Regions from separate parts of the Homo sapiens genome. Here region 2 is linked to region 1. A link is a contact called in ENCODE Hi-C or POLR2A ChIA-PET data. All regions are on one chromosome and are shown on one strand. Each heading gives the region's core, a stretch centred on a gene start or an enhancer-like site at or near the end of the contact. The rest is flanking DNA. Distances are from core to core; before and after follow the strand shown.

What was found. Hi-C counts contacts between places; a loop is a spot of excess contacts on that map. ChIA-PET counts read pairs that join two places held with the same protein, here RNA polymerase II (POLR2A). Pooled maps may share reads with other maps.
Region 2: a loop to region 1 is called in a pooled map, with 3 times the contacts of the local background. The contact joins the enhancer-like site here to the promoter of DHH-AS1 in region 1. A Hi-C loop is called at or near these places in 1 of 50 pooled maps. POLR2A ChIA-PET finds 5 or more read pairs at or near these places in 3 of 52 experiments (Caco-2, WTC11 and activated CD4-positive, alpha-beta T cell).

The regions. Positions count from the first base shown.
Region 1 is chr12:49,087,654-49,094,533 of GRCh38, reverse strand. It overlaps DHH-AS1 (DHH antisense RNA 1), which reads right to left and starts at 2,440. Exons shown (of 4, transcript XR_007063295.1): 1 at 2,192-2,440; 2 at 1,629-1,704; 3 at 346-412. DHH (desert hedgehog signaling molecule) reads left to right here. Exons shown (of 3, transcript NM_021044.4): 1 at 1-324; 2 at 3,145-3,406; 3 at 4,050-6,880. The coding sequence starts at 22. The coding sequence ends at 4,675. RefSeq lists a cis regulatory region at 1,779-1,796, enhancers at 1,716-1,860, 6,233-6,282, 6,323-6,392 and a silencer at 2,719-2,901.
Region 2 is chr12:49,427,048-49,433,927 of GRCh38, reverse strand. The region is part of intron 2 of SPATS2 (spermatogenesis associated serine rich 2); the gene reads right to left. Among named protein-coding and RNA genes, the nearest start is that of SPATS2, 63 kb to the right of the region's middle. RefSeq lists a silencer at 4,788-5,082. Within about 2 kb of position 4,512, at least 4 of the 41 ENCODE cell types and tissues checked have a DNase peak (open chromatin) inside an H3K27ac peak, as active enhancers do.

The sequences.
Region 1 (6,880 bases), core at 1,191-3,690:
TGGCCGAGGTCCGCTGTATCCATGGCTCTCCTGACCAATCTACTGCCCCTGTGCTGCTTGGCACTTCTGGCGCTGCCAGCCCAGAGCTGCGGGCCGGGCCGGGGGCCGGTTGGCCGGCGCCGCTATGCGCGCAAGCAGCTCGTGCCGCTACTCTACAAGCAATTTGTGCCCGGCGTGCCAGAGCGGACCCTGGGCGCCAGTGGGCCAGCGGAGGGGAGGGTGGCAAGGGGCTCCGAGCGCTTCCGGGACCTCGTGCCCAACTACAACCCCGACATCATCTTCAAGGATGAGGAGAACAGTGGAGCCGACCGCCTGATGACCGAGGTAAGGAGGGCCTCTCCCTACCTGCGCCGGGGCACTGCCAGCTCCTCCGTTTTCCTATGGCAGCCCAGGTGGGTGAGTCCAGCTTCACCTACAGAGAGTTTAGCCTTAGAGATTTCCCTTGTCACCAGCCCCAGGGGGGGGAAAAATCCTTGCAGTCTGGACAGAGTAATTAGGACGGCTCCCGACTAGAATAGTCTGGGATGGGGAGGGGAGGAGGGACTGACTAGTGAGAGTGAAGCTGGTAGAGGCAGCGAGGGCGGGGAAAGGAGGATGGCGGCAGGCGAGACGGGAAATGGCTGAGGCGTGGACCGGGGGTCAGCCACCCAGCCAGGCAGGAAGGGCTGGGGTGAGCTGGGGGCCAGGAGCTGGCTAGGTAGCAGACAGAAGCCTGGCTCCTGACCTGATTGTAGAAAAGCTCTGTGGGCCGAAAAGAAGAGACTGAAAAGGGCTGGGACAGGGGTGGCCAAGGGTCAGGTCACCAGACCATCTACCTGAGGAGGGGCTGGGCAGACATTGCTTTTGGCATGGGAAACGTGTCCTAGAACCAGGACACATCTATTCTAGGGTCTATTCTAGGGCTATCCTAGGGTCTAAACGATAATCTTGGGGTTAAAAAGTAATCCTCAGTGAGAATAACAGATGGACCCACCTGAGAATCAGAGGGCTCCTAAGTCTTCCAAGCTCTGCCTATCTCAGGGGCTTTCCTTGGAATTACATAATTAGGATAAATTCAACTACCATTTTTGAGCATTGGAACCACCTAGAGTGAGGTGGAAGAGAAGGACCACCTCTGGCGAGTGATTTATTTTTTATTTTTTGTAGAGACGGGGTCTTGCCATGTTGCCTAGGCTAGTCTTGAACTCCTGAGCTCAAGGGATCCTCCCACCTCGGCCTCCCAAAGTGCTGGATTACAGGTGTGAGCCACTTCATCCAGCCTGGCCAGTGATCTTGAATGTTAGAACTGAAAGAAAACTTGAGAGATGACATTCCTCCAACCCTCCCCACCCCCACTGCCACCCTCATTTTACATCTGAGAGCTGGACTTCCCCCAGGAGGAAAAGCAATTTAAACTCTCACAATTTAAAGTGGCATGGCTGGGACTAGAATTCAGGACTCCTGATTCTAAGCCCTATATACTTTCCATTACACCACCTAATTGTGTATGGAGTGGGGAGGTGGGGGGAGAGGGAGGGGTACGGATTTCCTCTGATTAATTGCCATAGTTTTCCAGGTTACTTTGTTAGGAAAACCTGTCCAGGGAAGAAATAATTCCTTTTGCTTCTGCCCTGAAGCCTTCCTCCTACCTAGAGATGGGAAAAGGGGCATTCCTTCTTTCCTCCTTGGCCGTGGAACATTGTGGCCCTTTCCTCTGGTTGCCACCTGCAGCAGAGTGGGCAGAACAAGGGACAGGCTCAGGAGGGGCTCCGGCAGGCCTGGGAGCCCCCTCAGTCTTACTTATCTCCCACACCCTGGCTGCAAAAGGCCTCCATTGAGTTGGCTCTGCACTGGGCTGCTGCCCCCGCAGGTCAGGGCCTCGGGGCCTCCTTAGGGGACGAAACGACAAAGTTGGAAGGAGCTACCACTTTTCCTGTTTTCCCCCCACCCAACCCCAACTCTGCGGGGTGGAGGAGACTAGAGGAGAGGGGAAAAGTGTCTTTCTGTTAGGAGAAAACCAAGTCCGAGGTGAGAGGTCGGAGGGGAAAGAAAAAAAGGAAGCTGTCCCTCTGCGCCTCCTCCCGCGGTGTCCCTGCTATGGTGCGCGCCAAGGTCTCCCGCTCCCAGGCTGGAGCGGCCAAGATAACTGTGGTCTCACTCCCCCAGGTGCAGGCTTCCAGCCGCAGCTTCTTTTCCTCTTCTCCGCTCTCACCCTGCAGGGGGCTCCCCAGATCCGCACAAGGAGACCGTTATTCTCAGGTGCTACTCCCACGCCCTTCTGGGCTGCATCTAGAGCAGAGATGGGAGAGATAGGGGCTCTCCGGACTGGCAGAGCCTTAGCTGGAACTGGGAAGACTGGACGCGCGGGGGGAGGGGACCTACCCGGACGGAGCAGGGATTGGGGGCGCGGCTTTCTGCCCTTTCCTCTCCCTGAGCCGGGGCGGCTGAAAAGCGCCTTTGTGGCCGGAGCTGCTGAGTCCGCTTCTCCCAGCGCGTTCCCGGCCTGGGCTCAGGATTCTCGCTCGGTTAAGTCATCCCGGATAATGGCCATTGTACTTCGCGCAACCCCCGCCACCCCAATCCTTTTTCCAGCAGCCTTGATCCCGCACAGCTCCTCTTGGGCACCTCTCTGGGGGGCACCCAGAGCACGAAGGGGTTAATGCTAAGGGCCCAAAGGAGGAGGAGGAAGGAAGGAAGGAAGCGATGCCCGGTGCCAGGGAAGGCAATGAAACAAAAGATGAATCAGGCGGAGGGAGGGGAGCCGGTGCCTGGGGCGGGGGCCAGGCTCAAACAGGGGCTCTCCGGGAGCAACCAGGCCCTCCCTGACCACGCTTCCATTCGCCCTCCTAACTCTGTCCTTCTCCCAGGTTGAGCCGCTGTCCCTGAACCAATAGGGGTGAGGGACGGGCATTAAAAATGGGGAAGGAGCTAGGTATGGGCACCCCCTCTCAACCTCAGAGGTGAGCCCACAGTTCTCCAACGACGTCCTGGGAACAGAGTGCAGATTGGTGACTACCATCGACTCAGATTCTCATTTCTCCAGGACACTCAAAAGCTGGGAGGGGTAAGAGTAGGGCCGGAATAACAAAGAATCAACCCTCCTATCCAGGTCCCTTTTGCCCCAAGGGTGGTGGTGGGGAGACTGACTCCTTTATTCCCCGCCAGCGTTGTAAGGAGCGGGTGAACGCTTTGGCCATTGCCGTGATGAACATGTGGCCCGGAGTGCGCCTACGAGTGACTGAGGGCTGGGACGAGGACGGCCACCACGCTCAGGATTCACTCCACTACGAAGGCCGTGCTTTGGACATCACTACGTCTGACCGCGACCGCAACAAGTATGGGTTGCTGGCGCGCCTCGCAGTGGAAGCCGGCTTCGACTGGGTCTACTACGAGTCCCGCAACCACGTCCACGTGTCGGTCAAAGCTGGTACAGTAGGAGGAGGGTGGTAAAATCCGCCCAAAGGGGGCTCCCTCCGGGAAACTGAGTCTGCAGTAGTACTGTTGCCACCCTAGGGGAGACCAAGCGGGCTTTAGTGTTGAAAACCACCCGTCCAGGCCGAGGCGGTGCCTCACGCCTCTAATCCCAGCACTTTGGGAGGCCAAGGAGGGCGGATCACTTGAGGTCAGGAGTTCGAGATCAGCCTAGCCAACATGGTGAAATCCCGTCTCTATTATAAATACGAAAATTAGTTGGGCGTGGTGGTGTATGCCTGTAATCCCGGCTACTCGTGAGGCTGAGGCACGAGAATCACTTGAACCCGGGAGGTAGAAGTTGCAGTGAGCCGAGATGGTGCCACTGCACTCCATCTACTGGGCGACAGAGCGAGATTCTATCTCAAAATACATACATACATACATACATACATACATACATACATACATACATAGAAAAGAGAAGAAAAAGGAAAAGAAAAGAAAGAAAAACCGCCCTTCCTTTTCTGCCCAGGTTGGGGCCAGTCAGATTAACGGAAAATTGTGTTGTCCATGACTGGCGATATCTGCGCTGGCCTTGAGAATCGTTCTGGAACCGCTGGTCTTGATTCAATCCTCCCTGTGGTTGTTCCCTGCAGATAACTCACTGGCGGTCCGGGCGGGCGGCTGCTTTCCGGGAAATGCAACTGTGCGCCTGTGGAGCGGCGAGCGGAAAGGGCTGCGGGAACTGCACCGCGGAGACTGGGTTTTGGCGGCCGATGCGTCAGGCCGGGTGGTGCCCACGCCGGTGCTGCTCTTCCTGGACCGGGACTTGCAGCGCCGGGCTTCATTTGTGGCTGTGGAGACCGAGTGGCCTCCACGCAAACTGTTGCTCACGCCCTGGCACCTGGTGTTTGCCGCTCGAGGGCCGGCGCCCGCGCCAGGCGACTTTGCACCGGTGTTCGCGCGCCGGCTACGCGCTGGGGACTCGGTGCTGGCGCCCGGCGGGGATGCGCTTCGGCCAGCGCGCGTGGCCCGTGTGGCGCGGGAGGAAGCCGTGGGCGTGTTCGCGCCGCTCACCGCGCACGGGACGCTGCTGGTGAACGATGTCCTGGCCTCTTGCTACGCGGTTCTGGAGAGTCACCAGTGGGCGCACCGCGCTTTTGCCCCCTTGAGACTGCTGCACGCGCTAGGGGCGCTGCTCCCCGGCGGGGCCGTCCAGCCGACTGGCATGCATTGGTACTCTCGGCTCCTCTACCGCTTAGCGGAGGAGCTACTGGGCTGAGCGTCCCAGGCATAGAAACCTCGAAGCGCCCGAGGAAACGAGGGCCTGCTGGCTGAGATATGGGGCTGTGGGCAGCAGACGATGCCGACTGGAAGGGAGGGAGAGGGAGGGGGAGGGAGAAAATGGGGCTATGCCTGGCTTAGGGGCAACCTCGTACTGAGAGGAGGTGATACCGGGTCCTAGGTAGGTAGGGCTGATGGTGCGCACTCCTTAAAGAGGACTATTTAGCCTCTCCCCCAGTGCTTCAGCCCCACCCGATAATTTTATTTTATTTCTTATTTATAAATTGTAATATAATGATTCCCTTGCCCAGCTTGCCAAGGTGAGGGGCTGGGGCATGGCATTAACACTGTCTGACACAGCCAGCCAGTCTGACATCTGACGTTTTCCTGCAAGGTGGGCTAATAAAGGGAAGGCTTTCAGGAGCTTACTGGAAAACACTTCCATTCAGAGGGTGATTCACCTCCAGAGAGGGGGATAAAGGTGGCCAACCTGAGTTAACAGCTTACTTCCGGCTCCCCCTCCTTCCTCAGCAGGGTCTTTGGGACCCTTTTCCTCCCTTCAGAAGGGGCATCCCAACCCATAAGCAACAGAGCCCACAAGAGTCGTACCCTTTTCCAGGCTGCTGTTTCCGTCTCCCATCCAGAGAGGACCAGCATTTCGCTCCTGCGGCTGAAGGGTCCAGGGTTGTCCCAGGTGGGAAAGACTGTGCACACCTCTTCTCTGTTTATAGGGGCTCCAGCAGGGGCTCAGGCCCCTATGAGTACTGATACTCAAAGCATCTAGTCCCCTATTGTTAGCCAGTAGTCCTGGTCCCCATCCTACCTTGGTGGCAGGGCCTGGATGGGGTGGATGTTTTTTCTGATATGCCACTGGGCCAACTGATGATCCATGGGAAACCTGGGTAATAATTTGCAATCGTCGCATAGTCATGGCCTGAAAAAGGAAGGGGGGCACAGTAAGAGGCTGGAATATTTCCTTACTGAAGGGCTGCTCAGAGAGAGAGAATGGATTCAGCCTGGGTGTATGTGGGGGAAGTAGATTCCCTAAACAAGGGCATATCAGCATTACAACCCGAGCTCCCCTCCTGATCGCTGGCCCTGATTGTTGTTTCTACTGGCTTGGTCTTCAGCGCCTCCTCCTCCCTCTCCCATTATCACCAGCTCTACTTCCCTAGCCTGGGTGTTTTTGGAACCTTTAGGTTCCAACGCAGTAGACACCTGGAATCCAGGCAGGCAGGTGCCCCTGAGTTAGGAATGGAAGCTCTGGAGGAAGCTGGGCTGCTCCAGAAGGGAAGTGTCTTGGGTGGAGGTGAGGCGGGGAGGAGGAAATAGTCGGGGGTTGTTGGTACCACCCGGAGCTCGCCCTTGCCAGTAGCCGCTGTGCGCTCCCATCGCACAGGGTCCCTGCTATACACCGCCCTCTGGTGGCCTTCAAGAGAATTCTAGGCCTATGCATATGGTTCTCTGAAACGGAAGGCAAGCGGTCTCAGACATGGAAGGGTGTACTGGACCTGCGCAAAGGAGCCCGCTCCCAGGAGGGAGAGATGATGGGTGGGCCTTGTTAAGCTGCCAGCGCTGAGTCACACATATCAGGAGCTGTCAAGGAGTCCACCTGCTTCTCCTTGGGCAAGTCGTTCCAAACCATGGCACTTTTACATCACTCCTGCCTAGTTTAGCTCTGTGGTTCCTGGAAGCTGCAGATGCCCTACTAGTATACCTGTAGTAGCCCAGACTTCCTTATGTATCAAAGTTGCCGCCTCATGTCCCTCACCCTCATGACCCTTGAGTTCAATTGTCAAGGAGGTGAAAGCATAATAGGGTTCCAGGTAGTGCTTGATAAAGGCAATATTTGGAAGCAGGTCAAGTTTACCTTTGGTGTCCTTCCACCCACTGCTGCCCTCAACCCACACTGAGGCTCTGTTGCCACCTTTGTTTTTCCGGGTCTCAGAAACACATCCCAAGCTGTGGACCTTTCCTACTTTCTAAACCTGCCCTTGTCTCTTTTTATCAGATCTGGTGCCTTCCTGTCATGTCACCACAGGTGATGACTAATCCGATAAATGAATTAGTTGTCCTATGTTGATGGGCTCCTTGGTTTTACTGCCCTTCCCAGGTAATCAGGTAATGCATATATATATACATGTATTTTTTAAAGAGACAGGATCTCGCTCTGTTGCCCACGCTGGAGTGCAGTGGTGTGACC
Region 2 (6,880 bases), core at 3,263-5,762, 340 kb before region 1:
GAACCAAATGTAAGACCTAAAACTATGAAACTCCTAGAAGAAAACAAGGGGAAAGCTTCATGAGGCAGGATTTGGCAATTTCTTAGATATGACAGCAAAAGTGCACGCAAAAAAGCAGTAATAGACAAATGGGATTACATTAAACTTAAAACTTCTAAGCAATCAATGAAGTAAAAAGGCAACCAATGAAATGGCAGAAAATACTTGCAAGTCATATATCTATTATAAAGGGTTAATATCCAGAATTTATGAAGAACTCCTGCAAATCCACAACAACAACAACAACAACAAAAACCCAACTGTACAATAGGCAAAGGAGTTAAACAGGCATTTCTCCAGAGAAGATAAATAAATGGTCACCAAACACGTGAAAAGATGCTCAATCACTCATTATTAGAGAAATGCAAATCAAAACCACAATGATCAGGAGCTCATGTGCTCTTAAAAAAGCAAAACAAAACCAGGGTCAGGTTGAAATGGCTTACGCCTGTAATCCCAGCACTTTGGGAGGCCGAGGTCGGCAGATCACTTGAGGTCAGGAGTTCGAGACCAGCCTGGCCAACATGGTGAAACCCTGTCTCTACTAAAAATACAAAAATTAGCCAGGCATGGTGGTGCACACCTGTAGTCCCAGCTACTCGGGAGCCTGAAGCAGGAGAATCGCTTGAACCTGGGAGGCGGAGGTTGCAGTGAGCTGAGATCACGCAACTGCACTCCAGCCTGTGTGACAGAGAGACTCCGTCTCAAACAAAACAAAACAAAACAAGACACAATGAGTTAACACCTTGAACCCACTAGGATGGCTGCTACCCAAAATAAAACAAAGTAAAAACAAAAACAGAAAATAAAATAAGTATTAGTAAAGATGTGGAAAAATTGGAACCCTTGTGTACTGCTGGCAAGAATGTAAAATGGTAATGGCCACTATGGAAAACAGTATAAAGGTTCCCAAAAAATTAAAATTAGAACTACCACATGATCCAGGACTCCCAACTCTGGATACGTATTCAAAACATCTCAAAGCTGAATATCAAAGAGATATTTGTGTACTCATGTTCATGGTAGCATTATTCAGAAAAGAGGTGAAAGCAACCGGTGTCTATCAAAGGATGAATAGATAAAATGTGGTATATACATACAAGAGAATATTATTCAGCCTTTAAAAAAAAGGAAATCCTGTCACATGCTACAACATGGAGGAACCTTGAGGACAATGCACTAATTGAAACAAGCCAGTTGCAAAAAGACAAAAACTGTATGATTCCACTTATATGAGGTAAAGTAGTCAAACTCATAGAAACAGAAAGTAGAATGGTGGGCCAGGGGCTGGGTTGTTATTTAATGGGTATGGAATTTCAGTTTTGCAAAGATAAAAAAACTTTGGGCGATCTGTTATACAACAATGTGAATATACTTAACGCTCCTGAACTTTCATTTACATATGTATATATATTTTGAGACGGAGTCTCACTCTGTCGCCCAGGCTGGAGTGCAGTGGTGCTATCTTGGCTCACTGAAACCTCCGCCTCCTGGGTTCAAGTGACTCTTCTGCCTCAGCGTCCCCAGTAGCTGGGACTACAGGCGCCTGCCACCACACCCAGCTAATTTTTGTATTTTTAGTAGAGACAGGGTTTCACTATGTTGGCCAGGCTGGTCTCGAACTCCTGAACCCATGATCCACCTGCCTCACCCTCCCCAAGTGCTGGGATTACAGGCATAAGCCAGCACGCCCAGCCACCTGTGTGTTTTATCATCATTTTTGCAAAAATCCAAAATGATGACAAAACACACAGGTACTGAGGTGTGGACAAACAGGCCCCTCACATCTAAGTGAGAATGTAAATTTATACAGTATCTTTGGAAGACAACTAAGCAGTAGCTGTCAAAATTAAAAATGTATATATTATTTGACCCAGGAAGACAATTTGTTTTTTTTGACAAGGTCTTGTTTTGTTGCCCAGGCTCACTGTACCCTCAACCTCCCAGGTTCAAACGATCCTCCCGAGTAGCTGGGACTACAGGTGCACACTACCACACCTAGCTAATTCTTGTATTTTTTGTAAACACAGGGTTTCATATGTTGCTCATGCTGGTCTCAAACTGCTGAGCTCAAGTGATCCTCCTGCCTCGGCCTCCCAAAGTGCTGGGATTACAAACATGAGCTATCACACCCACCCTAGCAAGACAATTTCTAGGAATTTACCTTGCAAGGCTGTTTGCAAATGTATAAACCTATGTATTCAAGGTTATCCAATGCAACATTATTTATAAGAGCAAAATATTCAAACTAATTGTCAATTAATAGGACACTGGTTTAATTAATTGTAATCTGTCCACATAATGAGAATACTGTGCAAATGTTTTTGAGAAAAGTTCTTTGGGCCCGGTGCGGTGGCTCATGCCTGAATTCCCAGCACTTTGGGAAGCCGAGGCGGGCAGATCACAAGGTTGGGAGTTCAAGACCAGCCTGACCAACACGGTGAAACCCCGTCTCTACTAAAAAAGCAAAAGATTAGCTGGGCGTGGTGGCGCGTGCCTGTAGTCCCAGCTACTCAGGAGGCCAGGGCAGGAGAATCACTTGAACCCAGAAGACGGAGGTTGCAGTGAGCCAAGATCGCGCCACTGCACTCCAGCCTGGGCGACAGAGCGAGGCTCCACCTTAAAAAGAAAAAAAAAAAGTTCTTTATATATTTATTAAGTGAATATGATGGAGAAAGTAATGTATTTGCACTGGTTTGCACATATATAAAAACTGTATACCTGGAAGGATAGACAAAAAACTAGTAGCAGTGATGATCTCTTGAAGAATGGAAACTGAAAAGATAGGAAACTAGGGTAAGAAAGACTTTTCAGTCTACCTTTTTATATTTTGACATTGGAATAATATAAACATCTTATCTGTTCAAAAAAATTAATAGCGCACCCTTTTTAAAAAGACCCCAGCTGGGCACAGTGGCTCATGCCTGTAATCCCACTGAGGCGGGTGGATCATTTGAGGTCAGGAGTTCGAGATTAGCCCGGCCAACATGGTGAAACTCCATCACTACTAAAAATACAAAAATTAGCCAGGTGTGGTGGCACATGCCTGTAGTCCCAGCTACTCAGGAGCTGAGGCAGGAGAATTGCTTGAACCCAGGAGGTGGAGGCTAAAATGAGCCCATATGGTGCCACTGCACTCCAGCCTGGGTGACAGAGAGAGATTCTATTTCAAAAAAGTAAAAATAAATAAGACCCTTACCCAGTAAATTAAATCAAAGCTGAAAGCCTTCATTTGAATCTAAATAATATAATTCTAACTCAGAAACCCAATCAACAGGTTCATGAAATGTGTCAAGAAGATAAATGCTAACCTACTACACCTGCAGATAATGATGGAAAACAAGAAAATGAGAGGTTGCAAATAAAAACATTCTTCTCATCTTTAAAGGGTTTTAATTATAAGAAAGTCACCAGGAATTCTCATTCCATAATATAATCAGTTTACCAATAAATATCATTTTCATCAGCTTTATAAAGAAATATGAAATGCCAGGCATGGTGGGTCACGCCTGTAATCCCGGCACTTTGGGAGGCCGAGGTCGGCGGATCATTTCAGGTCAGGGGTTCGAGACCAGCCTGGCCAACATAGTGAAACACCATCTCTACTAAAAAATAATACAAAAATTAGCCAGGCACGGTGGCGTGCTGTAATCCCAGCTACTCGGGAGGCTGAGGCAGGAGAACTGCTTGAACCTGGGAGGCAGACCTTGCAGTGCGCCAAGATCACACCACTGCACTCCAGGCTGGGGGACAGAGTGAGACTTTGTCTCAAAAAAAAAAAAAAAAAAACAAGAAATATGAAAAAGATGGCCGGGCATGGTGGCTCATGCCTGTAATCCCAGCACTTTGGGAGGCTGAGGCAGGCAGATCACTTGAGGTCAGGAGTTCAAGACCAGCCTGGCCAACATGGTGAAACCCTGTCTCTACTAAAAATACAAAAATTAGCTGGGCGTGATGGCGCGTCCCTGTAATCCCAGCTACCTGGGAGGCTGAGGCAGGAGAATCACTTGAACCCAGGAGGCGGAGGTTGCAGTGAGCTGAGATCATGCCACTGAACTCCAGCCTGGGTGACAGAGTGAGACTCTCAAAAAAAAAAAAAAAAGAAGAAGAAGAAGAGAAAGACCTAAATTCTAGGCCAGGCACAGTGGCTCATGCTTGTAATCCCAGCACTTTGGGAGGCGAAGGCTGGTGGATCACTTGAGGTCAGGAGTTCAAGACCAGCCTGGCCAACATGGTGAAACCCCGTCTCTACTAAAAAAATAAAAATACAAAAATTAGCTGGGTACGTGGTGGCACATGCTTGTAACCCTAGCTGCTCAGGAGGCTGAGGCAGGAGAATCGCTTGAACCCCAGAGGCAGAGGTTGCAGTGAGCCGAGATCACACCACTGCATTCCAGCCTGAGTAACAGAGTGAGACTCAAAAAAGGAACTAAAAAGGGGATTTCCTCAGGTCAAAATGGTGAATATGAAACCTTTCTCTAAGTCCGCTTTCTCAACAATTGGCACCACTGGCACCAATTTTCTACTTTAATCTAAAAACTCTCCCATAATTGTAAGACTTGATCACCATAAATTTTATTTTGAAAAAATGTTTTCATTTTGAAAAACCAATTAATTTTTTTAATAAAAAAAAGAAACCTCAAATTGGAACAACATAGAATTTCTGGAAATTTAAAAGACATTCTAAGTGGGAAATCAGAAGCCACATGATACCACAACTCCTCTTTACTACTATTAAAAGACAAAAGGTCCTCCAAATTGCTTAACATTAGTCATCAGCAGCAGCTGTAGATGTGGGAGTAGAGGGAGCTCAAAAGGAGCAGAGCTGGAATACATGTTTGTCTCCTCCTATTTTACTGCTAGCTCAGTAGTTAGAGCTGTCTGCGCCCTCCTCCTCGCACAGGTGGCTCTAACCCAAACCCAACTGAGCTAAATTATCCTCAGCTGTATTACTCTTCATAACGGATTTAAACAATACTGATAATTTTATTACCACCCCCTTACACACACATATAAAACTCCGGTCCTCAGCAAGCAGCTCAAGGGATTGGAGGCAGCTATTAGGCAAAAACAAAACCAGGCAATTAGGAGCAACTATATTCACTGATTCTAACCCATAAAGGGAGATTCCAAGCATATAGAAAAAGCAATTTCTAAAAACCTTGTTAACTTAAAAAATAATTAACTGATCAACTGTTATTTAACATAAACCTACTATGTGCCAATACTGATGATAAAAAATTATGAAAGATGGAATATTATTCAGACTTTAATAGTAAGAAAATTCTGACAGGTGCTATAACATGGATGAACCTTGAGGATATTATGCTAAGTGAAATAAGCCAGTCACAAAGAAACAAATACTATATCATTCCATTTATATGAGGCACCTAGACTAGTCAAATTTTACCAAAAGTAGACTGGTAGCAGCCAGAGGCTAGGGGGAAGAGGGAATGAGAGTTACTGATTAATGGGTACAGTTTCAGTTTGGGAAAATGAGAAAAGTTGTGGAGATGGATGCACAAGAATGTGAGTGTATTAATACCACTTCAAAATGGTTAAAATGGTAAACGTCATGTTATGTGCATTCTACTGAATTTTTGTTTTTTTTTTTTGTTTGTTTGTTTGTTTTTTGAGACGGGGTCTCGCTCCTTAGCCCAGGCTGGAGTGCAGTGGCGCTATCTCGACTCACTGCAAGCTCCGCCTCCTGGGTTCACGCCATTCTCCTGCCTCAGCCTCCCAAGTAGCTGGGACTACAGGCGCCTGCCATGGCGCCCGGCTAATTTTCTGTATTTTTAGTAGAGACGGGGTTTCACCGTGTTAGCCAGGATGGTCTCGATCTCCTGACCTCGTGATCCGCCCACCTCGGCCTCCCAAAGTGCTGGGATTACAGGCATGAGCCACCGCGCCCGGCCTGAAATTTTTTTAATTAATGCAATAAGAAAAAAAAAATGAAAGAAAAAGTTGATTTCTTGACCCAGCAAGAAGACTCTAGAAATACTGATCAAGGGGTAAAAATGCAAAGAATACCAATATCATGAAGGTTTTTAAAGAGCTAGTATAGATCTTACAGACATTAAAATTATAAGTCAAAAATATAGATGACCTTATGCCAATACATTTGAAAATTTAGGTAATAAATTTCTTGAAAAACAAGTTACCAAACAGACTCACACACAAAAAAGGAAAATTGACATAGTCCTGTAACTCTAAAAGAAATTGAGGTCATAATTTAAAATTCTCTCATAACAGAAAGGGTTTCATTTCTTATTTATTTCTGGTAGGAATGTAAACTGGTACAACTTCTTTAGAATACAGCATTATTTTGTAAAGTAGTACACTTGTCAATCCTATGATCCAGAAATTCAAGTACAAGAGAAATTCTTGCTCATGGTACATTAGAAAACACGTAGTATTCATAACAGTTAAGAAAATGGAAACAACCCAAATGCCATTAACAAGAGAATAAACTGTGATGTATTCACTAAATGTCTGTACTGCTGCAAAAATGTGTCAACTATATGCAATGATATGGATTAATCTTAGCAATATAATGTTAAGTAGAAAATTCCAGATTACATACAACATAAGATTCTTTTTTAATAAAAAATACAACTAATGCTAAAACAATATATTATTTAGACACACATATATATTTGATAACTATTTTTTGAAAAGTTTACTTTGGGAGGCTGAGGCAGGCAGATTGCTTGAGCCCAGGAATGAGACCAGCCTCACCTTTTAAAAAACTTTATTGTTTGCCATAGGAGGATGTGAAGTAACTGATTCTTACATATTGCTAGTGGGAGTATAAAAATCTGTTTAGCAAAATCTACTAAAA